Linked DNA regions of Homo sapiens: regions 1 and 2 are each linked to region 3. A link is a loop called in an ENCODE intact Hi-C map of the cell type or tissue named here. Cell type or tissue: PC-3. All regions are shown on one strand.

What was found. A loop is a pair of places that touch in the nucleus more often than their neighbours do. Peaks named below come from ENCODE experiments on the same cell type or tissue, not always from the same donor. Only the 100,000 strongest peaks of a DNase experiment are listed, where the experiment ranks them.
Region 1: it touches region 3 in a loop (8-fold over the local background); 78 of 110 quality-filtered maps call a loop at or near these places.
Region 2: it touches region 3 in a loop (5-fold over the local background); 28 of 110 quality-filtered maps call a loop at or near these places.

Annotation. Positions count from the first base shown.
Region 1 is chr6:138,111,949-138,119,948 of GRCh38, reverse strand. No RefSeq gene overlaps it. Among named protein-coding and RNA genes, the nearest start is that of PERP, 8.5 kb to the right of the region's middle. In PC-3, CTCF peaks have their summits at 3,897 (motif pointing left) and 5,877; a DNase peak (open chromatin) is centred at 3,868.
Region 2 is chr6:138,283,731-138,291,730 of GRCh38, reverse strand. It overlaps ARFGEF3 (ARFGEF family member 3), which reads right to left. Exons shown (of 34, transcript NM_020340.5): 15 at 5,678-5,785; 16 at 4,815-5,030; 17 at 4,547-4,657; 18 at 1,763-1,913. Among named protein-coding and RNA genes, the nearest start is that of PBOV1, 69 kb to the right of the region's middle. RefSeq lists an enhancer at 4,284-4,783. In PC-3, CTCF peaks have their summits at 1,766 (motif pointing left), 4,109, 4,309 (motif pointing right) and 5,746; a DNase peak (open chromatin) is centred at 2,850.
Region 3 is chr6:138,407,724-138,415,723 of GRCh38, reverse strand. It overlaps HEBP2 (heme binding protein 2), which reads right to left. Exons shown (of 4, transcript NM_014320.3): 4 at 1-2,844. The coding sequence ends at 2,646. Among named protein-coding and RNA genes, the nearest start is that of HEBP2, 7.5 kb to the right of the region's middle. In PC-3, no CTCF peak of the experiment used is centred here; a DNase peak (open chromatin) is centred at 4,253; H3K27ac peaks cover 2,456 bases.

The DNA.
Region 1 (8,000 bases), 300 kb after region 3:
TAAGGAACTTAAACAAATTTACAAGGAAAAACAAACAACCCCATTAAAAAGTGGGCAAAGGGACATGACATGCATGTGGCCAACAAGTATATGAAAGGTAGCTCAACATCACTGATCATTAGAGCAGTGCAAATTAAACCACAGTGAAATATCATCTCACACCAGACAGAATGGCTATTATGAAAAAGTCAAAAAATAACATGCTGGCTAGGTTGTGGAGAAAAAGGAATGCTTTACTCCGTTGGGAAGAATGTAAATTAGTTCAACCATTGTGGAAGACTCTGGCGATTCCTAAAGACCTAAAGAAAGAAATACCATTTGACTCAGCAATCCCATTGCTGGGTGTATTAGTTCTGTTTTCATGCTGCTGATAAAGACATAGCCAAGATTGGGCAATTTACAAAAGAAAGAGATTTAATAGACTTACCATTCCACATGGCTGGTGAGGCCTCACAATCATGGTGGAAGGCAAGGAGGAGCAAGTCACATCTTACATGGATGGTGGCAGGCAAAGAGAGAGCTTGTGCAGAGAAACTCCCATTTTAAAAACCATCAGATCTCGTGAGACTTATTCACTAGCACAAGAACAGCACAGAAAAGACCCACCCCCATGATTCAATTACCTCCCACCAGGTCCCTCCCCCAACATGTGGGAACTCAAGAAGAGATTTGGGTGGGGACACAGCCAAACCATATCACTGGTATATACCCAAAGGAATATAAGTCATTCTGTCATAAAGACACATGCACACATATGTTCATCGCAACACTATGCACACTAGCAAAGACATGGAATGAAGCTAAATGCCCATCAATGGTAGACTGGATAAAGAAAGTGTGGAACGTATAGACCATGGAATACTCTGCAGCCATAAAAAGGAACAAGATCATGTTCTTTACAAGAACACAGATGGAGCTGGAGGCCATTTGCCTTAGCAAACTAATGCAGGAACAGAAAACCAAATATTGTATGTTCTCACTTATAAGTGGGAGCTACGTGATGAGAACACATGGACACACAGAGGGAAGCAATACACACTGGAGTCTATCAGAGAGTGGAGCCATGGGAGAAGAAAGAGGATCAGGAAAAACAACCAACGGGTACTAGGCTTAATACCTGGGTGATGAAATAATCTGTGCAACAAACCCCCATGACATACGTTTACCTATGTAACAAACCTGCACATGTACCTGGAACTTGAAAATAAAAGTTAAAAAAAAAGAAAACCAGAAAAAAAAGAGAACATTTTTCTCATTCTCATCTCTATCCACATAGCAAACCTCTTTATTATGTGGCAGTTCTATCTCTTTTTTATTTTCTTTTTAATTTTTTTTGAGGCAGAGTCTTGCTCTGTCACCCAGGCTGGAGTGCTCTTGCTCTGTCACCCAGGCTGGAGTGTAGTGGTACGATTTCAGCTCACTACAACCCCCACCTCCCAGGTTCAAGCGATTCTCCTGCCTCAGCCTCCCAAGTAGCTGGGACTACAGGTGCACGCCACCACACCTGGCTAATTTTTTGTTTTTTTTGTATTTTTAGTAGATACAGCGTTTCACCATGTTGGGGCTGGTTTCGAACTCTTGACCTCAGGATCTGCCCAACTCAGCCTCCCAAAGTGCTAAGATCAGTTCTATTTCTTGAAATGAAGGAATATTGATCCTGGCCGTTGAAGTGGACATTGTAGGAATGCAGAGGAGTGGAAACCTCTGCTTCGAGGTGTTTCAGATCTGTTTGGGGATAAGACAAAGACCTGTGTACAGGCAGGAGACAAGGCCAAGTGGTCTCTGAGAGGTTATTATGGGCTGGGCTAAGGTGGCCTTATTTCCAGGAAGGGACTCACTGAGAGATGCAAACATGTTTCTAAAGCTCCAAATGAAACAAAATGTCAATATAAGAAACAGACTGAAATGTGTGACTTTTAAATACAAAAAGCCCCACAAACATTGATGGCTCCTTCAACTTGTTCAAGAAACAAGTCCAGGTAATTTTAAACACAGCTCAGCTCAGTGTGGGCCTGTGTTTTCTCATTCCCTTCCCCCTGTCTGGTGAGAATATTTGTAAAAAGTATATTTTAAGGGCATGAATAATTTAGGCCTGAGCTGAATATTTATTGGAAATTTTCCAGGCTGAAATAACCCTGGGATGTACAACCGGCATTTTTGTGATAGACCCAGAAGCATAATAATAATTTTTATACTGTAACGAGAGAGACTGCATATGTGTGAGAAAGAATGAGTAGTCTGGAATTGGTTTGGAGAGATAAGTAGAGTCTTAAAATACATGCAGACAACTGGGTATGCTCTACAAATTTCAAATGTGTTCCAATAAATTTAAGAATATGCACATTGAAATGGAAAGTTTTAGAAGTTAATTGCGCAGCTTTGTAAAGATCTGGGCGTGCGGCCCAGTTCTGCCACTTACTAGCTGTGCTATCCAGGAAAACTCATTTAGCTTCCCCATGCCTCAGTTTCCTCATCTGTAACGTAGAAGCAATACTTGTACAAACCTCATAGAGAAGTTGTAAGGATAAGAGAAATTAATGTGTGATTAAAACAGAGACCGGCACGTCACACTATATAAGGGCTGATTGCCATTATTATTATTACTATAACTAATTGTGTGGTGGTTAGGTGCTGAGGCCTTAGAGCCAGAGGGTTGGTCTGGGCTCTAACACTGACCTGTTGAGTAGCCTTAAACAAGTAATTTAAATGATCTGTGGCTCTGTATCCTTATCTGCAAAGTAGGTGTAATCATTGTACCTACCTCACCAGATGAATCTGAAATTAAAGAAATTAATACGTATCTTAGAATAGTGCCACGTGCCTTGAAGCGTTCAATTAACGTTAGCCTTTGTTATTTCTAACTATATTTCTGGGCTGCAGATGACATTGTTTGAGCTCAGCATTTCACTCTCCACTTACCTAGTGACTTTCAAGCTTGGGACTGGTGTTGATAATTTAACTATTTTCAGTAGACAGTATATGTCTATACTGACAACTCATTAACTCCATCTACTTGTTTGTTCCAAATGCTATGCTTAAGTCACAGCTTTTAGCTCAATTAAGAGAATATGACATCAACGTGATAGGTTGCACATATTGTGGCAAGCAGGTCGGAGTTTGAATCCCCTTATTTACCAAGCTAATTTACTTAGTCTCAGTGTTTTCATCTGTAAAATGGGCCTGACAGCATCTAACTCACAGTTAGTTATGAGAATTCAAAAATACATTATTTGTAAAGTAGCTTAGGGTATTCTTAGAACGTGGTTTTAAACAAATGCTTCTTGCTAAACAAATGCTCTTTGCTCCCATTCACTGAAAGGCTGTCAACAATTCCTTTTGGAATGCTGCCACACTGGTTCCAGGGAGGAGGTTAAAACTGGAATTTAGTTAGAATTAAGTCACAGAGAGCAAATGCGTCTGAAACCACCCTTAACTTCTGACTCCTAATAATTATGTTGACTTGGCCAGTTGTGGAGCCTTACACCTGTAATCCCAGGGAGGCTGAGGCTGAACTCCCTTGAGCTCAGGAGTTCAAAAACAGCTCTGGCAACATGGAAAAACCCAGTCTCTACAAAAAAAATATAAAAATTAGCAGGACGTGGTGGTGCACACCTGTAGTCCCAGCTACTCAGGAGGCTGAGAAGGGAGGATCACTTGAGCCCTAGGAGGTCGAGGCTGCAGTCACTGCAGTCAGCCGTGATTGCACCACTGCACTCCAGCCTGGGTAAGAAAGTGAGACCCTGTCTCAAAAAAAAAAAAAAAAAAAATTATGCTGATTGCTCCAGGCCCAAAAGTGACGTGCCTTTTTCTCTGCTCTTGTAGCCCGCAGACATGGCCACGCGTTAGGACAGCTGAATGCACAGCGAATGCTATGCTGAAATATGATGTGCTACTGCCATCTAGTGTTCCAAAGAAATACTTCCTTTTCAATTTTGATTCTCAGAAGTTTTTCATTTATCTCTACTTCCACAGCATTTTCGAGCGATTCATTTCCTTGTGGTTCATTTTTTAACCATCTCAACAGATAGATGACTACGCAGAAGTTCAGAGAAGCCAAGTTTCACGAGTGGTTGTTGACAAAACCAATCATTTATTCACACATTTATCAAGCAATTATGTAACACCTGCATTATGACAGGTGCTGGGGGCATAAAGACGAATAAAATCAGGTCCCTTTCCTCAAGGAGCTCACGGCCCAATAGGGACATAAAAGAGATGACTCGGAACAGTGTGATTAGTCCACATGCTTCCAGGGTTTGGGAGCACTGAGGAAGAGCACGTAGTTACATTAGTTTGGAGGAGGTGACAGAGGGCATAGGCCAGGATTCAGGGACGATTTCTTGGGGGATGTGGTCTGAAGCTGATCTTAAAAGACCAGCAGGAAGTAAATAGGGAGGGGACTGGGAGGAAAGGTATTCCATAAATAGCATCAAGAGAAAAGCAAGAATAGCATCGTGTATCTGAGAAGCGAAAACAGTGGGAAGTGTAAGGCAAGCAGAAGTGACAGGTGCAGCTGGAGAGGCAAACAGACACCAGATCATGGGGAAGGGGTGGGTTTCATATGTCACTTTCAGGAAGCTCAGACTTAATCAAAGACGTGATGGAGAACCAGTGAGCGACGCATGGAGTGTCAGGGGCAGATTCACGTTTAGCTGTCCTTTTAGTGATCTTGTAGGAGGTGGGCTTCGGAGAGGGTGGGGGCTCAGTTAGGGGGCAGCTGCAGCAGTAAAACAATGAGCTAGGGGAGGAGCATTGGGATGGAGCAGAGAGCCTGGATGGCAGAAATATTTAGGAGGTAGAGTAGGCGGCTCATTTCTAAATTACTAAATATAGAGTGAGAGATAAAGAGTCAAGGATGGTCTTGGAGTTTTAATGTTGGTGATCAAGATGATGGAGGTGCTGCAGAGGCTACAGAAAGAAGATGCTGGTTTAGAAGAAGAAAGGGCAGTTTGAACTCTGCACTGGTTGAGGTTAAAGTGTTTGAGTGAGGACCCGGGTGGTGCCATCTGGCTGGAAGTTGGATATAAAACTTTGAAGCATAAAGGAAAGGTGTGAGCTAAAGGTATATATTTGCAAGCCATGAGTACACAGGCAGGGGTTGAAATCACAAAAGTTGATGATGTAACACAAAGAACATGTTTAGAAGGACAAGCAGAATGGTGAAAATGTTTAGAAGGAATTCTAGAGAATACAATACTGGCAGGTGGCGAGGGCAGAGAGAGACTAGCGTGTTAAGGAGAAAGGGAAGGGATGGAGAACCAGCAAGAAAGGAAAAAAAAAATCCCTGGCAGCGGCTAGTTGGCTTGGGAAACTGTAGCTAGGCTATAAGAATCCTATGCTGAACATAAATAGTTTCACACAATAGCAGCATTAGACAGGGTCACTCTGTAATTGTGATGGAGCAAGACAAAAAGTAGACCACTCCCTAATCAGATCTCAACATGGGAAAAACAAAACACCATGGACCCACAAAACAAGATACCCCTCTTCCAGGCATGAGAGATCTCAGAATAAAACATCCACCTCTTGAGCCCTCACCAAGATCACCTAACATCAGCCTCAATCTCACCCCTCCTGTGTGAGGAGACATCCTAACCAAGACATCCCCAGAGTTCCCCATGGTGTGCAACCTCCCTTGCTGCAGCAAGTTAATGAGTTTAATTTTATTTGACTATTGGTGTGTTCTGGGTGGTCTTTGATCAATGGGATTTAATATTTTTATAGGTTCCAAGAGAGCCGAATTTTGTGGAGGAAGACATCAGATTGTCTAGTACAACAAAGAGAAAAGTGATATCCATTGAGTTTTGCAAATCTGAACTAACCAGTGACCTTTGTGATAGCAGGTTCAGTAGAATATGGGGAATATAGGTCTCACTCTCGGACAGATCCTCTATCACCCAACAGGGTGGGTGTAGAAGCTGCCAGCCTGTAGGAGGAGACAGCATCCATTTCCCATGTATCCTATTGAGAGACAGCCTTCAGTGCTCAGTGTCTGGGGCCCTGGCACCCTTAGTGGTGTGTTCCTACTAGCTTAGACAGCTCATTATGCATATTTCTTCCTAACTCTGTTCAGTGGCATCAAGTTGGTATTAGGTTGGCACAAACTTAGTTGCGGGTTTTGTCATTAAAAAAAAAAAAAAAAAAGGGAAAAACCGCAATAACTTTTGCACCATCCTAATAGCTTGAAATCAGCCATAGGGGCAATATTTACACCATGAAAATTGGTAAATGTTATAAATCAATACTTTTTTCTTTTCTTCAGGAAGTTGATTGTTAAACTTTTTTTTTTTTTTTAAATAGAGTCTCACTCTGTCACCCAGGCTGGAGTGCAGTATCATAATCTTGGCTCACTGCAACCTCCGCCTCCTGGGTTCCAGCAATTCTTCTGCCTCAGCCTCCCAAGTAGCTGGGATTGCAAGCACCCGCCACCATGCCTGGTTAATTTTTGTATTTTTAGTAGAGACGGGTTTTCATCATATTGGCCAGGCCAGTCTCGAACTCCTGACCTCAGGTGATCCACCCGTCTCAGCCTCCCAAAGTGCTGGGATTACAGGTGTGAGCCACCACGCCCGGCCTGATGGTTAAAACTTTCTCCATCTCTCCACTGAAGTGAAGAGAGATTACTGAAGGCTGAGGAAGGAATAGGAGGTGACAGAGTGGAGATAATTAAAAGTTTGTATGAGCAGAGGAGAAGAGAGATCAAGCAGGGAGACACAGGGTCAGTGGGAACTAGAACTCAGGTTGCCTGATGTTCTGATCACGGCTTGTTCTGCATCGTGCACTGCTAGGAGGGAAACCGTGTCTTCTTAATGACAGACACCAAATGAAGTCAGTTACTCTGTGTGTGTATATGCAGGGGTGCATGTGTACACACATTTGTGCACATACACACCCGTGTGGAGGGGAGGTTGAAAGAGAGACAGTGGAGTGGCTACAAGTAGGGCCTAGTCCCTCTTATAGAACCACCTCTCACAGCAGTAGATGGAGAAATGAATCTCTTGGGACAATACTATGACCATTTATTTTGAAATCAGCTGTTTGAATCATTGACCCTTTAAATGATCAGCCTTTAAGTGTTTTCCTGCAGAGTGTCTTTAGCTGTTTTAGGAACACAACTAAACCAAAATGCCTGTAAGTTTTGTGTTCAAGCAGTCTTGTTAGGAAAGAATGCTACTGCTTTGTTTACTAGGACAGTTTGTACAGAATTAATGTTTACATTTACAGTTCTTTTTTCTTTTCTTTTTTTTTTTTTGAGACAGGGTCTCACTCTGTTGCACAGACTGGAGTATAGTGGTGAAATTCTCGGCTCACTGCTGCCTTAACCTCCGGGGGTCAAGCGGCCCTCCCACCTCAGCCTCCCAAGTAGTGTATAACACCCTGCCTGGCTAGTTTTTGTATTTTTTTATAGAGATGGGGTTTTGCCATGTTGCCCAGGCTGTTTTCAAACTTCTGGGCTCAAGCAATCTGCCTGCCTATGCCTCCCAAAGTACTGGGACTACAGGCACGAGCCATCACGTTCAGCCGACAGTTCCATTATTTATGGAAAGACTTAATATTTGAAAAATGATTTTAACCTGAAACTGGTATTAGCATGTTGAATTTCCTCAAGGCAGAATTTTAAGTCTTTTATCCAGGGGTCTTTATCTTGCTTTAGAGGAACCCCAGAATAAAGTAGAGCTGCCTTTAACACACACACAATTGTCCTGAAGCAAGGAACTGCAGCAGTTTGTAGGATCTAACTTACTCTAAAAGAAGGAAACTGTGTAACTTCAAAAGTCATATTAATTTGTATAAAATAACTGGCTCTGCCATAAAAAATGCAATGCTTTTATTTGGTATTCCAATAATATTTTTGCATTGAAAGTTATCACTGAATTGATATATGATGGAAAAAAAACATGATAATATATTGCGTTACAGAACACTGAATTGATTTGCCAGCAGTTTGCAATCTGGCTAAAGGTATTACCCTCCTTAGATTTGCATTTCTAAAAGTCTCC
Region 2 (8,000 bases), 120 kb after region 3:
AGAAAGAGCACAGACAAGCAGCTGTTAGGCGCTGCAGCTCACCCCGGCAGCTCCATAAACCCCACAGTGCCAGACAAAGGAAATGCAGCCAGCTCTGCAAGCTCCCCAGCTTTCCTCTTTCCTGTGATGACAGTCAGTCCTTCCCTCCTGTGTTCTCATGTCACACAGCATTATTATTAGTAGTATTTGAGTTGGACCAGACAGCCTTGAAATGGGTAAAGGATTATTTGGGTTCTCCCACCCCAGGCTGGGAGAAAGACGGGCAATGAAGCCCAGTTCATCCAGTCCCCCTGCCTCATCCGGCTTACTGGCTTATCTGCCCTCCTGCTGTTTGAGCCATTTTTCCCCAGGCACCCTCTTTCCCTCCATATAGTGCTCTGATTAGGAGTTGGGAAGCGTTTCCCTACGATGGGATCCCAGAATGGCTATACCTATGACGGAGAGGCCAACTAGCCACAGTGGGTTCTGCCCAGCCACGTCCTGCCTGGTCCCGACGGCGCCACATAACTCAAGTCTGGGTGGGGTGGGTGGCGGCCGGGTGGGAGGGCAGTCACCGAATTATGGCAGACACAGAGAAGGGTCACCACATGTGCTACAACTGCCAACTCCTAAATGGTTTGTTCCCAACAGAACCTGGGACGAAGATGGTTCGCAAGGTCCCTCATCTCGGAGTAAGTCTGTTTACTGGTAAAGAGCATCATGGATAATCCACTCTGATGTTCTAGAATCAAGGAATTTTTCAATCCCTTACCCGCTGCTTGTGTACCAGGAGAGCCTTTTTATTTTCTTTTTTCTTTTCTTTTCTTGTTAGAGCAATAAAGAGCAGCAGGTCAGCAGCCTTCATAATAGAACCATTTTGCTCAACAAACACTCATGGCTATATTTGCTTTGAAGACGTGAAACTGAACCCAGCTCTGGCTGGTGCCCTGGGCCATTGGCCATTGCCCTGGCCACTCTTGCCCCATGCCTGCTCTGCCTAGACCTGGGTTTGGAGTGAGTGTGAGGCATGTGCTGCAGAGAAGGAGAAGGAACAGTGTGGCCAGCCCCCGCCCTGTTCCATGGGCAGTGCTCCTTCCACGGTACTGGGTCTGTCCTGATGCAATGCTTGGGGAGACGTGCTTTCAGTCTTAGTTGTAAGAGGACTTGGACTCTGGAGCTATTGCTGGTTTTCATCTTACAGGCACTGTGCACTATATAACTCACTGGGAGTTTCTTTTCACTTTGATGCTACAATGCTTAGAGCTAAATTTTTGGCCTGTCTTTGGCAGAGGTGTACGATTTTTTGTTTTGTTTTGTTTTGTTTCAGTCTAGCTAAATTAAAAGTAGGTATCTTGTATTTTATGTATGCAAATAAGCTATCTGAAATCCTTCTTTAAGTAAAGAGGACATTGATAAACATATAGCAATGTAATATTGAGGAGACATGACCAGTTTTAGATTTGCACAGTATTCACTTAGTCATCTCAATCAATTATTTAATTGGTTTTTCTTCCTTCCTTCTCTCATAAAAATGTCAATAGAAAAGTCACAATTCCTCAGACCCAGTTCTGTCCCCTGTTCTTCAAAACATACATTCAGTTGGGCCCTTATTCCCTCTTCTCTTTTCACGTCTCATTTGAAGTTTAATCAAACTCTGTGAATTGTTATAATTGATTTACATGCTGGCAGGCTCTTAAGGCCACCCCTCTCCACCTGCCACAGCCCACTCCAGGTTTCCCAAGGCAGGGTTAGTGCCATCTGGGGGTGGGAGCCCGTCATGCACCTGAACACGTGTGGCCAGCAGTCCGGGTTGTGGCTTCCCATCTCCAGGCCTACGCTGAGGATGGCCTCCATGCACAAGACGTGGGCAGTGTGCAGCCACACCCCCTGCACCTTCCCAATCTGCTCCAGTTTCTGCTCCACTTTTAGTTTCACTGTGCCAGAAAGACATTTATTAAAATAACAGGTTGAGTAAGGGAGACAGAAAGAATGAAAATGAAAGAATGTGTGTCATGCAAGGGCAAAAGGGAAAGGACAGACTTCAGTGGCAGCAAGCACCTCCACAGTAGGTCCTTGCGGACCATCATGCAAACCACCCAGCCAGCAGGTCCCACGTGCTGGTGGCCCCAGCTCTCCAGCTCCAGAAGTGGGATGGATCCTGAGCTGGCAGGTGCCATTCCTTCCAGGCCCTTTCATGGGCTCTGGGTCAGGCACAGCAGTGTGGATGGGTTTCATGAGCCAATTCCAGCTAAAACCATCTGGGCCCAGACCTTTCACCCTTCCCAAAAATTGGTCAAATGGAAGAATTCCTGGCTTTCTGCAAGTTTTCTCTGAGATTATTGTAATGTTAGGCTCTCATTATGATCATCATCTCTAAAACAACTTATTTACGTATATTTTGAGCACCAGAATGACTGCTCTATCACTGAAAATGACCAATTTCATTTCATCCCTTGAGTTTGTATTTGTGAGCTCCAAATAATACTTTAAAAAATTGTAGCCTGGGTGTGGTGGCTCACATCTGTAATCCCAGCACATTGGGAGGCCAAGGCAGGTGGATCACCAGAGGTTGGGAGTTCGAGACCAGCCTGAACAACATGGAGAAACTCTGTCTCTACTGAAAATACAAAATTAGCCGGGCATGGTGGCACATGCCTGTAATCCCAGCTACTCAGGAGGCTGGGGCAGGAGAATAGCTTGAACCTGGGAGGCGGAGATTGCAGTAAGCCGAGATGGTGCCATTGCTCTCCAGCCTGGGCAACAAGAGTGAAACTCGGTCTCAAAAGAAAAAAAAAATTGTAGATGACTAATGAGAAAGAATGCAGAAGGTGACTTCAGATGTCAGTAATGCAAAATGCTAAGGCAAGGCCAAACCACAGTGTCCTCCTTGAACAAAGGTTTCAAGTCATTGCATGTGGTAGGATAACTAAGTGATGGTCCAGAACCCAGAAATATAGCAAGCCAACCTCAAAGGAATCCAAACCATCTCCTAATGTAAGGAGCAAAGTGATTTTTAGCAAAACATCATTTGTCTCATAAATGTGATACTAATTTTATTTATTTATTTGAGATGGTGTCTCACTCTGTTACCCAGGCTGGAGTGCAGTGGCTTCATCTTGGTTCACTGCAACCTCTCCCAGGTTCAAGCAATTGTCCTGCCTCAGCCTCTGAAGTAGCTGGGATTACAGGCACCCACCACCACGCCCAGCTAATTTTTGTATTTTTTAGTAGAGACGGGGTTTCTTTCACCATGTTGGCCAGGCTGGTCTCAAACTCCTGACCTCAAATGATCCGCCCACCTTAGCCTCCCAAAGTGCTGGGATTACAAGTGTAAGCCACTGCGCCTGGCTGTTTTATCTATTTTTTTGAGATAGGGTCTCACTCTGTCACCCAGGCTAGAGTGCAATGGAATGATTATTGCTCACTGCAGCCTGAACCTCCCCAGGCTCAGGTGATCCTCCCACCTCAGCCTCCCGAGTAGCTGGGACTACAGGCACATGCCACCATGCCTGGCTAATTTCTGTATTTTTAGTAGAGACAGGGTTTTGCTATGTTGCCCAGGCTGGTCTTGAACTCCTGGGCTCAAGTGATCCGCTTTCCTCGACCTCTCAAAGTACTGGGATTACAGGCGTAAGCCACTGTGCCCGGCCTTAATCTTATTTTTTATTTGTTTTTAATCTGAATATCGTGGTCTTGGTTTTGTGGTTTTTTTTTTAAAGAACTGTGAATGTAAGGATTTTTATGTAGTTCATGGTTGTAAAATACTTAAGTAAAATTGTGAGACTCCTTTTTCAGTTAACGCTGGGGATCTGTGAGAGCGATTTTGTTTTCAAATGGGTCTCTAAATTTTATTCAAGTCTGAGAAACACGGACCTAAATTGTGTTTCTCAGCTAAAAATGTACAGCTGACTCAGTGACTTGTTACTGTACATATCTGATAGTAGTTACACAATTTGGACCAAGCTGGCATTTTTCCTTTTGTTTGCTGCCTGCCTTGTATCTTCTGTTGCTACCAGGATGGTCATTCTTTTCCCTTAGATCCAGATAATCATCAGCTTCACCGACTCACTGATTTCATCAAGTTAAAAATCAGCCATTTCTCGAGTTCACAAAGCTCAGATTTTTCTCTGATAAGAGCCTCTTCTTCCTGAGCCTCCCCTCATGAATTTTCTTCGTCTGCTTAATTTCCCCTTTAGAAAACTGGCCAATCTGCCTTCCCCACTATAACCCGAAGGGTCTTCAAGTGTGCACTTGTGTGAAGTGCCAAAGCCAGTGACTAGATGACAGGTGTGAACAGTTCAGCCAGGTGGGTCCCCCTGGGCCTGCTGCACTTTCCTTGCCACCAGGGGTCAGTATGTCTCTCATTCTCCAGAGAGATCTTCTGTAGGTCACCTACATGGAAGAGACCCAAGCCTGTGGCTCAATGGGATCTCGTGATCAGTGGTGTATACATACCGGGCATCACACACAGAACAGGCACGAGTGTTGGCTGGCGTGTGTAGGCCTGTGCAGGTGTGTGCATACTGCACCCAAGGCACCAGGTGGGTTCTGGCCCTCCAGTTGTTACCTTGTGTGATGGCATCACTGGGTTCTTGGGCCTCCCTCTCTTCTTTTTCTTCTTGGACACAGGAGGCAGCTGCCATCTGGGCAAGGGCTGAGGCGCAGTTAGCAGCAACGCCTTCAGAGGAGACACACAATGACTTCTTGACTGAGTATATCCTCTAACCATTCACCTAGCAGAACCCCTTCTAAAGGGTCCCCCTGCCCCACCCTGCTGGGTCATTCCCAGTGAGTTCTGCAGGACCACGGCCAGGGAACACTACTCCCGCTGGTACCTAGAGCGCAGCTCAGCCGTGCGGCTTTCCGCAGCCCGTCGAGGCTCATGCAGATGGCGTCCCGCTCCTTCTGGTTCTGCTCTTTGATGCCTTCAGCTCCCAGAATGAAGGCCAGCCCTTTGGAGCTCCCCGCCATTCGACCAGTCAGTGGGGTTGATAAAGTATCGATCAAGTTCTTCCAGCAGCCCACCAGAATATAGCGAGCAAATGCCACGCCTGGAACATGGAGGGGTGTGTGTCATTTTCTAGAGACAAAAACAACCTGGCAATGAATGACATCACATTCTCTTGCTATCAAATGAGCAGTACTCAGTTGCATGCAATTCTACAACAGGAAATATAACAATGGATTATATGGGATTATGTTTCACTTTGTTCTTATAAATAATAAATGTTGCATTATCAGCTGAATGATGCTAAGTAACTTCCATCAATTACTTTTTCTTTTTCTTTTTTTTTTTTTTTTTGAGACGGAGTCTCGTTCTGTCACCCAGGCTGGAGTGCAGTGGCACAATCTCGGCTCACTGAAAGCTCCGCCTCCCGGGTTCATGCCATTCTCTTGCCTCAGCCTCCTGAGTAGCTGGGACTACAGGTGCCCACCACCACACCCGGCTAATTTTTTGTATTTTTAGTAGAGACGTGGTTTCACCGTGTTAGCCAGGATGGTCTGGATCTCCTGACCTCGTGATCTGCCCGCCTCGGCCTCCCAAAGTGCTGGGATTACAGGCGTGAGCCACCGGGCCCGGCCCAATTACTTTTTCTAACCAAGACAAAATCCTGATTCAAGTCACCACATAACAATGTAATTGCTGGTAACACATGCAGTGTATGGATGTTCATAAACTCAAGACCCAAGTCATTACCTGCCACTGTGGAGTCATCAATTCTCCTGCTCTGGGCGAAAGGAGACTCTGTAGCAGCCGAGGCCATCAGCTGGCCACCAATGGCACTGCTCTCTAAGCCGTCAATATCTGTCAAGGAAAAAGAAAGAAGTTTTCCCTAAATAAAACACTCCAGTCAAAAACAAGCAAATGGCCACCACAATATTCATTTTTAACAAATATCCCTTGTATCTTTTATGTTTCAAGCATGTAGCAACCTTTAATGAGACTATCATAAATTTTACTTTATTCCCTCAGTCTAGTTTTATTTCACTTTGGAGTATTTATTCTTCTGTTACATTGTTGCCTATCTTTATTTAAAAATAGATGTACATTATAAATTATTATTTCTCTGTTAGAAAATCTATTGATTTAGAATATTTTGATCTTAAATACTCTTTTTATTCAGAACCATGGATTATTCCCAAATTTTATATGTACAGGTTACCCAGATGTGAACTTTAGTTTCAGAGCTTCCTTACATGAATTAAGAGGAGAATAAGCCTCTTTGGTCAGATCATCACATAGTCAGATTGCAAAGTGCAATAAATAATACCTTATAATTTTTTTTTTTTTTTTTTGAGACGGGAGTCTCACTCTGTCGCCCAGGCTGGAGTGCAGTGGCGTGATCTCGGCTCACTGCTGCAAGTTCCGCCTCCTGGGTTCACGCCATTCTCCTGCCTCAGCCTCCCGAGTAGCTGGGACTACAGGTGCCCACCACCATGCCCGGCTAATTTTTTGTACAGGGGTTTCACCGTGTTAGCCAGGATGGTCTCGATCTCCTGACCTTGTGATCTGCCTGCCTCGGCCTCCCAAAGTGCTGGGATTACAGGCGTGAGCCACCGTGCCCTGCCAATAATACCTTATAATTTTCAAAGTGTTTTCACAAAACATTTTTTCACTTGATCATCGAAACAGCTAAAATTAGGTAAGTAGGTCAGTATTATTTTTATTTCACAGAGGAAGAGACAGAGTCCTGCACCACAAAATGATGTTTTGGTCAACCATGAACTGCATATAAGACATTGGTCCCATAAGATTATAATAGCATACTTTTATTGCACCTTTTCTATGTTTAGATACACAAATACTACTCTGTTATGACAGCTGCTTACAGTATTCAATACACACGGTGCAGGTATGTAGCCTTGGAGCAATAGGCTATACCATCTAGCCTAGGTGTGTAAGTACACTCTATGATGGTCACATAATGACAAAATTGCCTAACAATGCATTTCTCAGAACATGTTCCTGTCCTTGCTAAAGGATGCATGACCATGTTTAAAGTAGGTAAATGGTTCAAGGCCATGAGGCTGATGACAGAAATAATTAGTATTCATATCTTCTGACTCCCATCCAGGCCTCTCTATACCATTCCAGCTCTATACTGGATCCTCAGTTATCCTGTTTAAGTTTTTGTTGAAACAAATTCTTTTCTACAGAATTAGCTCAACAAACCACTCTTTAACGTTATGGCGAGGAAAGGACTGGAGTTGGGTTGAGAAGGCTAAGCTTTAGTCTTGGCTCTGAATTAAGCAGCCTTGTAGCCCTGAGTCAGGCTCGCCAAGGCCCCAAGTTCCTCAGTATAAAGGAAGTAATCACTGGAAAAGTGACTATGGAGTTGAAATATACATACTTGGATGCAACTAACATAGCTGAATGCAACACAGGGAGGGGATGAGAAAGGAGGGTAGTTGTGGGTTTTTTGTTTGTTTTTGTTTGTTTGTTTTTGAGACGGGGTCTCACTCTGTCACCCAGGCTGGGGTACAGTGGCACAATCTCAGCTCACTGCAACTTCCACCTCCCAGGTTCAAGCGATTCTCATACCTCAGCCTCCTGGATAGCTGGGATTACAGGTATGTGCCACCACACCTAGCTAATTTTTGTATTTTTAATAGAGACGGGGTTTCACCACGAAGGCCAAGCTGGCCTCTAACTCCTGACCTTAAGTGATCCTCCCGCCTCTGCCTTCCAAAGTGCTGGGGTTACAGGTGTGAGCCACTGCCTGTAATTATTAGTATTAATTCCGAGTTTAGGACTTCACCCTCACCCCAAGAGGATGAGACTTATTTGCATGGTGTTCCACTGTATCTTTGATTCTTACAGAAATTACAAAAAGCCTGGAGACTCCTCAGCAACTATCAGAACCAAAACAGGGACGAAATCTATATGGCTGCTAAGGTGGAAACAGACTGGTTTCTCTGAAATTAATTTGACGTCTGGTCAAATGGCCTAATGATATTTGCCAGAAATTTTCATTTATCAAAGTATAATGAATGTTTTCTATGTGCTAGGTAAAGGTCTG
Region 3 (8,000 bases):
GGCTTGGTTGAGTATTTGTTGGCTGTTAGCTACTTTTACCATCAAATCCTGTGCTTGGCCTTCAGCTTGCTCTGCTTGGCTACAGCATGAGATGAGGATTGTTGGCAAGCTACCACAGAGACTCTGCGGCTCACACTTAGTTTTGTTTGTTAATTGACCTCAGCTTTTCATTATCCACTTGCAGGACGTCAATCCAACTCAGCAATAACCATGGAAGCCCACTGTCCTTGTCTCTTTTATCCACCCTTCCCATATTTGAGACACCCAAATCACCCACCAGTCATTGCGTTCCCCTGCACCAGCATGCCATTTCATCTGAAGTCTTCATCACTGGACAGCCTTCTTGTGCCAGGGACTGTCTGTGCCACCTATCCACCAGGGATGGGGGCCTCCGAGCCAGCCAGACAGTGAGTCACTCAGCCTGCAAATGCTGTCTTACCACCTACGTTCGTGGGCCACTGGTACCAATTGTGCCAATTTTAGGCTGAGATGGAGTTAGGAGTACAAAACTGGTGAAGTGACATCTCTGAAAGGAAAAGGGAAAAGCAGGATTGAGCAGAGGAACGGTAGGATCTAACAAAGTCTCTAGCAGCCCACCAAAAAGCTCCAGAGCAGAGACTGCTTATTAGAGGGCTTTCGAGTTGGTAGAAATGACTAGGACTTTTTTTTTTCTTTCTGAGACAGGATCTTGCTCTGTCACCCAGGCTGGAGTGCAGTGGCATGATCAGGACTCACTGCAACCTCCGCCTCCCGAGCTCAAGCAATCCTTTCACCTCAGGAGCTAGGAATACAGGCGTGTGCCACCACGCTTGGCTAATTTTTTATTTTTTGGACAGACAGTCTCACTAGGTTGCCATGACTCGTCTTGAACTTCTGGGCTCAAGCAATCCTCCCACCTTAGCCTCCCAAAGTGCTGGAATTACAGCTGTGAGCCACTGCACCTGGCCTAAATGGCTAGGTCTTATACCACCACCTTGCTCAGTTATTGGCTGGGAATTGCCAGAAAAAAGCATGCTGTCAGCTACCACTGCCTTGCTCAGTTGTAGACTAGGTCCCTCTCTCCCACAGAATAGTGTGTCCTTATCTTGAAATCTGGCGTGGACCCTGAAGACGGTAACGGGGAGACTGTCGGCGAACCACACCCCTCACAGCTGGGCGGCTGGTACTTTCTTGAAGGTGAATTTGAGTGGCACACCTCACGTTGTCTGCCACCACTTCAAATCCTGAATAAAACTGACCATCCTTTGGCCACAGTAGCAATTAAGTACCAGAAACAATCAATGACAATTTCCCATCAGTAACCTCACCTCCAAACTAGGCTTCTAAATCATGCTAATCAGCAGCGGCCTCACTCTGGTAACTGCATCCCCACAACTAAAGCTCCCTCGACTCCTAAATGCTTTTGAAAGTCTGTTAATCCTTCCTAAAACCCTGCATAAGGTCCGCAGTTTTCTTTATCCGAGAGACCGTGCCCTACAAGAGCAGTGCTCTCTTGCTCAGCAAGCAGTGTGTGCAGCTTTTTGTTCTGGGTACTGAACGTGGCCTCTCCCTTTAACACTGTCACCTCTGCCCAAGATGCTCCCCTCACCTCTGCCCCTGGCTTTCATCTGACTCATCCTCGTCATTCAAGTCTCAACTGTCTCTTGAGAGGCCTTTGCTGACCACCTTATGTGATGTCCACCACACCCTACCTAACCACACTCTACCCCACTGCCCTATTCTGTTCTTCATCACACTTGCCAATTTCAAGCATCTTATTTGTGTTGAACTCCCTCACCCTCTAGAATGTAAACTCCATGAGGCCAGGGGCCTTGTCTGTGGTGTTCACAGTGGGAGGGTGAATGAAATAGTTAAGGAGGTGGAAAGATGTTGTTGGAGTTAGTGAAGAGGAAGTCAGTGATGAGGGGCTTGGGACACAGGTTTTCTTACCACCACCTCCCAGTCCTTAGCAGAGTGCTTGGAACATAGCAGGGACTCCCTACAATGAGTTAAAGAATGAATGAAAATACGTGACAGTTCAGGGAAATGTTTAGGGGAAAAAGCAAGATTTTTAGGGGGTTAAGTGGAGACCAGAAAGAAAGGAATGAATTCATTACATTTAAATGGAGTTACATGGAGTATTCTTGTGCAGTGGGGCAGTGGGAGGATGCAGGAGGGAAAGTAATACATACAACAGAGAATGTAATGGTGGCAGCCACAAAAGACAATTTGATTTTTGTGTCCAGCTGAATTTCACCTCTCCGGGCCTGACAGCCTAGGGGTTCCACACAAGATAAATAATTTTAACATTTTATTGATACTATCTGGAGGGGATATCATCCAACTGACACAAATCCAAGAAAAAAAAAAGGGAATATGATTGTGATGCAGTGAAGGAGGGAAGTGACATGAAATTTCCCTAGATCCTCACAGAAATAAAGACCACGATAGTTATGACCGATTTATATGTTTACAGACTACTGTCCTCTGTTACCTGTGTATGTAGATAAAACTTCAAGCATTAAAAAGGCACATTGGAAATAAGCTTAATTAATAGTAGTACTCTCAATAGAAGACACTAGACACGCACTTTACTTATAGGTCATGTTGATGTCTATGATAAACAGATGTTTTGCCTCTGACAGCAGAACTTCCTTTCATTTTTCTCATTCGTTTTCTTTGGTGGGTTCATTTTTTTGAATCAACCACACTTCATTATTTCTATTAAGCAATTTGACAGGACTGTTGTAGCCTGCAGTGTAGTAAACCTTCTCATCGAAAACTTTTCCATCTTCCCTTAAAATGCTTGCTAATGTCAAAAGTTGTTCTTGATTCTTTTGGGCACTAGAAAATCCATCGAAAGACCTACAAAGGAGAAAGGAAATAACCGTGAATGATTTTAATACTGATGTGAATGTCAGTCTGAAGCAAAAAGCGGGCGCTAGTACCGTGAATGCTGAGTGAAGTGCAGCTCCAAAGTTACTCCCTCTCGGCCAGGCGAGGTGGCTCACACCTGTAATCCCAGGACTTTGGGAGGCCAAGGTGGGCGGATCACTTGAGGTCAGGAGTTCAAGACCAGCCTGGCCAACATGGTAAAACCCCATCTCTAATAAAAATACAAAACTTAGCCAGATGTGGTGGCGGATGCCTGTAGTCCCAGTTACTTGGGAGGCTGAAGCAGGAGAATCGCTTGAACCTGGGAGGTGGAGGTTGCAGTGAGCCAAGATCACGCCACTGCACTCCAGCCTGGGCGACAGAGTGCAAGACTCTTTCTCAAAAAATAAAAATAAAAAAAGCTACTCCCTCTCAGCAGATGAACTGACCACTCCTGCCTGTGATTCCCAGTCTCCATGTGACCTCAGAAGCACTGAGGAAACCCAGGAGGATGCATCCCCTCCTTCCATCTGTTGACAGGTGGATTTGGAACCTACACAATCTCAAGTGCTCTACCCTGTGCTTCTCAAACCTTTAACGTGCATACAGGTCACCTGGGGATTTTGCTACGATGCAGATTCAGGTCTGGGGTGGGGCCTGAGAGTGTATTTCCTCCGAGCTCCCACATCCATGCCGGTGCTGCTGATCAGAGAACTACACCAACACCCCTGTAGAAGCCCCTTTTCCAGACTCGATTTTCACTTGCACATTGCCCCTTTTTCCCTCTCCTAAGGAAAAGAATAAACACTGGATTACAGATGAATATGATACAGTTTTCACCTCTCTGAATTTATGATCCAATGGAAGAGATCAACGTTCTGGCAGCTCTCTCTATACATCCTGAGGTTTTTTTGTTTGTTTGTTTTTTTGAGACAGAGTCTCACTCTGTCTGTTGCCCAGGCTGGAATATGGTGGCAGAGCATCCTTGACCTCCTGGGCTCAAGCAGTCCTCCCACCTCAGCCTCCCAAGTTGCTGGAACCACAGGTGCACATCGGACTAATTTTTTAAAAAACCTGTAGAGACAGGGTCTTACTGTGTTACCTAGGCTGGTCTCAAACTCCTGAGCTCGAGTGATCCACCTGCCTTGGCCTCCCAAAGCAATGGGATTATAGGCATAAGCCACCACGCCCGGCCTCTGAGAAGGGTTTTAAACAGGGACAGGATCAAAGTGTTGTGGGAGCGTTGAGGACCTGATTAAATCTGGGGTAAGGAGAATCATCTGAGTTGGGCCTGAATGGAGGATGGTTTTGCTGAACAAAGAAAGGGGAGTGATAGGAAAGAGACCATAAATCTAAAAATACCAAGTGTTTTCATAGTGAGGCATAAAATGAGGTCAGGAAGGTGAGTCAGAACTAGAAGGAAGAACCCTGTGCATTAGCCTAAGGCCTTTTGAGGTTATTTCCAAGGATGTTGAGCTGAAATGTGCAACTTGATAAGATCTGGATTAGAATATAGGCAGACATATAATAGACTGGTGAGGAAGGATCCAGTCAGGAGGCTGCTGTGGGGAAGTGGAAGAAAAGACAGTCAAAAGATTAAAACAAAAAGTGGGAAAAGAGAATAAAAGTTTAAGTATACATTCTACAGTATATAAACAAAAACATCCTGAGATTAAATCATGACAGCACTGACCTAGCTGAGCTGCTGACATGCAAGCATGATGAATTTGATTTTGAGGGTTAAGAATAAGAAACACTGAGAAACAAAACTTTTCCTAATATGCCTTCTTTGGTATAAGTTCTGTTATCAATGTGCCAGTGCAAAAAATCAATCCTACCACGCTTCAGCTGAGGTGTCATCTCTTTTAAGGGTACAAACCATGTCTGCTTTATATAACAATGTCTACCCAGCACCCAGAACCATTCCTGGCATGCAGTTCCCTTTTAATCCTGTCAAGTGTAGGAATCTCTGCATGCACATGTATGCAAAATAAAACACTGCAGGTGAGTTGATATAACTCTTCCATTCTATCATTTTCATGTCGATTGAATATAATTCTGAACCATGGGTTAAGAAACATTTTGGGCCAGGCATGGTGGCTCACGCCTGTAGTCTCAACACTTTGAGAAGCCAAGGCGGGTGGATCACCTGAGGTCAGGAGTTCCAGACCAGCCTGGCCAAGATGGTGAAACCCCGTCTCTACTAAAAATATAAAAATTAGCCAGGCATAGTGAGGAGGGGTGACTGTAATCCCAGCTACTCGGGAGGTTGAGGCAGATGAATCACTTTGAACCTGGGAGGCGGACATTGCAGTGAGCTGAGATTGCGCCATTGTATTCCAGCTTGCGCAACAAGAGTGAAACTCCATCTCAGAAAAAAAAAAAAAAAAAGAAAGAAACATTTTGGCTCTTAAATGTATTATTTATTTCCTTGATGAATAACCAATGCTTAGCATGTTCTGCCTAAAAGGAATTTGTTTTCAAATTCATTTTCCCTTAAAATCAAATACTGAACCCTCTAATTAGAAATAAGCTTTTGTTCTCTGACTGTGTGTTGTTTCACAATGATCTATTCACTGTTTTATTCAGAACACAGACAACATATATGGTGCTTGCCTCCCTCACCCCCACGTGCCTGCCTTGCCAGGGGCTGGAATATATGGACATAGTAACATGCTGTCATATTCTTGAAGAAATTTCCGTCTATAAATAAGCCACTATTACTTAGAAGAAGAAGAATAGAAGGGCCCCAGGACAGAGTACCTAGCTAGGTGGAGAAATTGAAGAAGGCATCACAGAAAAGGTGTCATTTGTCCTGTAGGGTGGCAATGGGCTCTCCAGGAAGAGGAAAAAGAGAGTACTAGAGCTAGGAATGCTTGATGCTCATGTTCCAAGTGTTTTACATAAATTAACTCATCCGATCTTCATGGCAACCCTATGAGATAGTAAGTATTATGATCACACGCATTTTAAAACAGGGAAATTTTAGCAAGGAAAAGTGGACTAACGTGCCTGAGGTCAAAGGTAACAAGATGTGGAAGAACATGGCATGTTACATGAAGGGTGAGAAGCCCAAGTGGTGGGAAGGGGAGCTGCTGAGACAGGGCTGGGCCAGGTCATATGTGGCACTGTGCACCGTGTGAACAATCTGAGCTTCCCTGGGGAGGCAAGAGGAATCCAACGGAGATTTTGGGCTTTTGTCATTGTGGTAAGAAAGATGACAGTTCCAGTGTGGAAGAGGAAAGGAAAAGACTGGTGGCAGGGAAGACGGCTTGCAGGCTACTGAAGTGAAATAGTCAAGAAATAATTCAGTTAAGATCAATCAACATCCCAGTATCTATTGGGAATGTCAGGCTTGTGCCAAGAACTGGGGTACACAAAGATGACTTAGTGCGGTCCCTAGAAGAGGAAGACCCGAGTAAGTCACAATGGTGATAGAGAGGAGGGAACAAAACCCTGAATCATTTTTGAGGTGAATGGGCCAGATTTGACAATCAATTGTCAGGAACATTGTGCTGATGGTGACTGTAAATTCCTTGCTCAGGAAGCTGTCTTGACTGTGCATGGTGGCTCATGCTTGTAAACCCAATGCTTTGGGAGGCTGAGATAAGTAGACTGCTTGAGCCCAGGAGTTCAAGACGAGCCTGGGCAACATAGTGAGATCCTGTCCCTACAAAAAATAATAAATTAGCTGGGCATGGTGGTGGCACATGCTACTCAGGAGGCTGAAGTGGGAGGATCCCTTGAGCCCAGATGTTCCAGGCTGCAGTGAGCTATGATCATGCCACTGTACTCCAGCCTGGACAACAGAGCGAGACCCTGTCTCAGAAAAAAAGAAAAAAAAAAAGAGGAGCCTATCTGGCTGATGAGGCCCTCAACTGAGACAGGCACTATAAGATCAGAGATGTGGGAATTGGGCAAAGGCTCATTTTTAGGGTTGTTGAGTTTGATTCCCCCAACCCCAAAGAGAGATGTCCAACAAGTAGGGAAATCAGATCTGGAGACACTTAATAGATGGGAGAATCATTCGACTGAGGGAGTTGAAGCAATATGAATGGATTGCCCAGAACAAGTCGGCTATGAAATGAGGGTCTAAAACAGGCATCGACAGTGATCCTAGGGTAGGGAGCTGAGGAGCCAACGGAGGTAAAGAAATGGGACAGGAGAAATGACAAGAGAGTGACACTCTGAAAGTTAAAGGATAAGCAAGTATTAAGGGAACAGATTCGTCCACACATGACTGCTGTAAGGGTCATGTGGGAGAGGACAGTAACCACGTGGCAGATACAGAGGCACTGCTGAGGATGGCAACGGCAGTCTAAGGAGAGAGTGGGAGTCATACCAGATCATGGTGATTTGCGGTAAAGGCCATTCTCATAAGGTCTCGGATGGAAATGAGGAACATTTGTTGGAACTTGGAGGAAAGGTGACCCTTGTCATGACATGGCAAAGAAACTGTGTTTGTGTCCCAGTGTAATGTGGACAGTACAACTTGTGAGTTATGAAATAGGATATTTGGCTGAACATTTTCTAAGCAAAATGTGAATGGAAGATGTGGCTTCGCTTCTCTTGATAGTAAAATACAAGAAGAGAGAATTTAAAGAGTAAATTTTTAATCAAAAGGGAAGCAGAACTTAAACATCTGGAAAATTCTTAGCCTATCTACATTAAAAGAAATGAGAAAGCTTGTTCAAGAGAGAACAAGGGTAAGGCCAAGCAACCCTTTGATAAGGAGATGAATGTGGAACTGCCATCTAAACAGAAACCAGGACCTATTCTCCAGCATAATGGAAGAACGATGCCAAAGGCATTTTAGAAATTATGAGCTGCCTCTCCCATCACATGCCAAGTTTCAGTGCCTGGGGAGGGCAGAACAATTTCAAAGGAGGGTCTTTGGGCACCTGGGGGGCCTTGGAACTCACTGCCTAGCACTGCCTCACCAATCTGTTTCCTGCATTCCAGTGCAGCCCTCCTTGGATGCCCCAGGTTCAGCTCCAGTGGGCTGAGGTGTGGCCTGGGCTGTGATGTCTGTCCCTCCGGAAGGCACAGGCAGTTAACCTCAGCAGCATCCATGTGGTGCCGACCTCTGTCAGTACATGAGCTGTGGGGGTGTGGCTACCTCCACCTTGAAGGATGGAGCTGCCCAG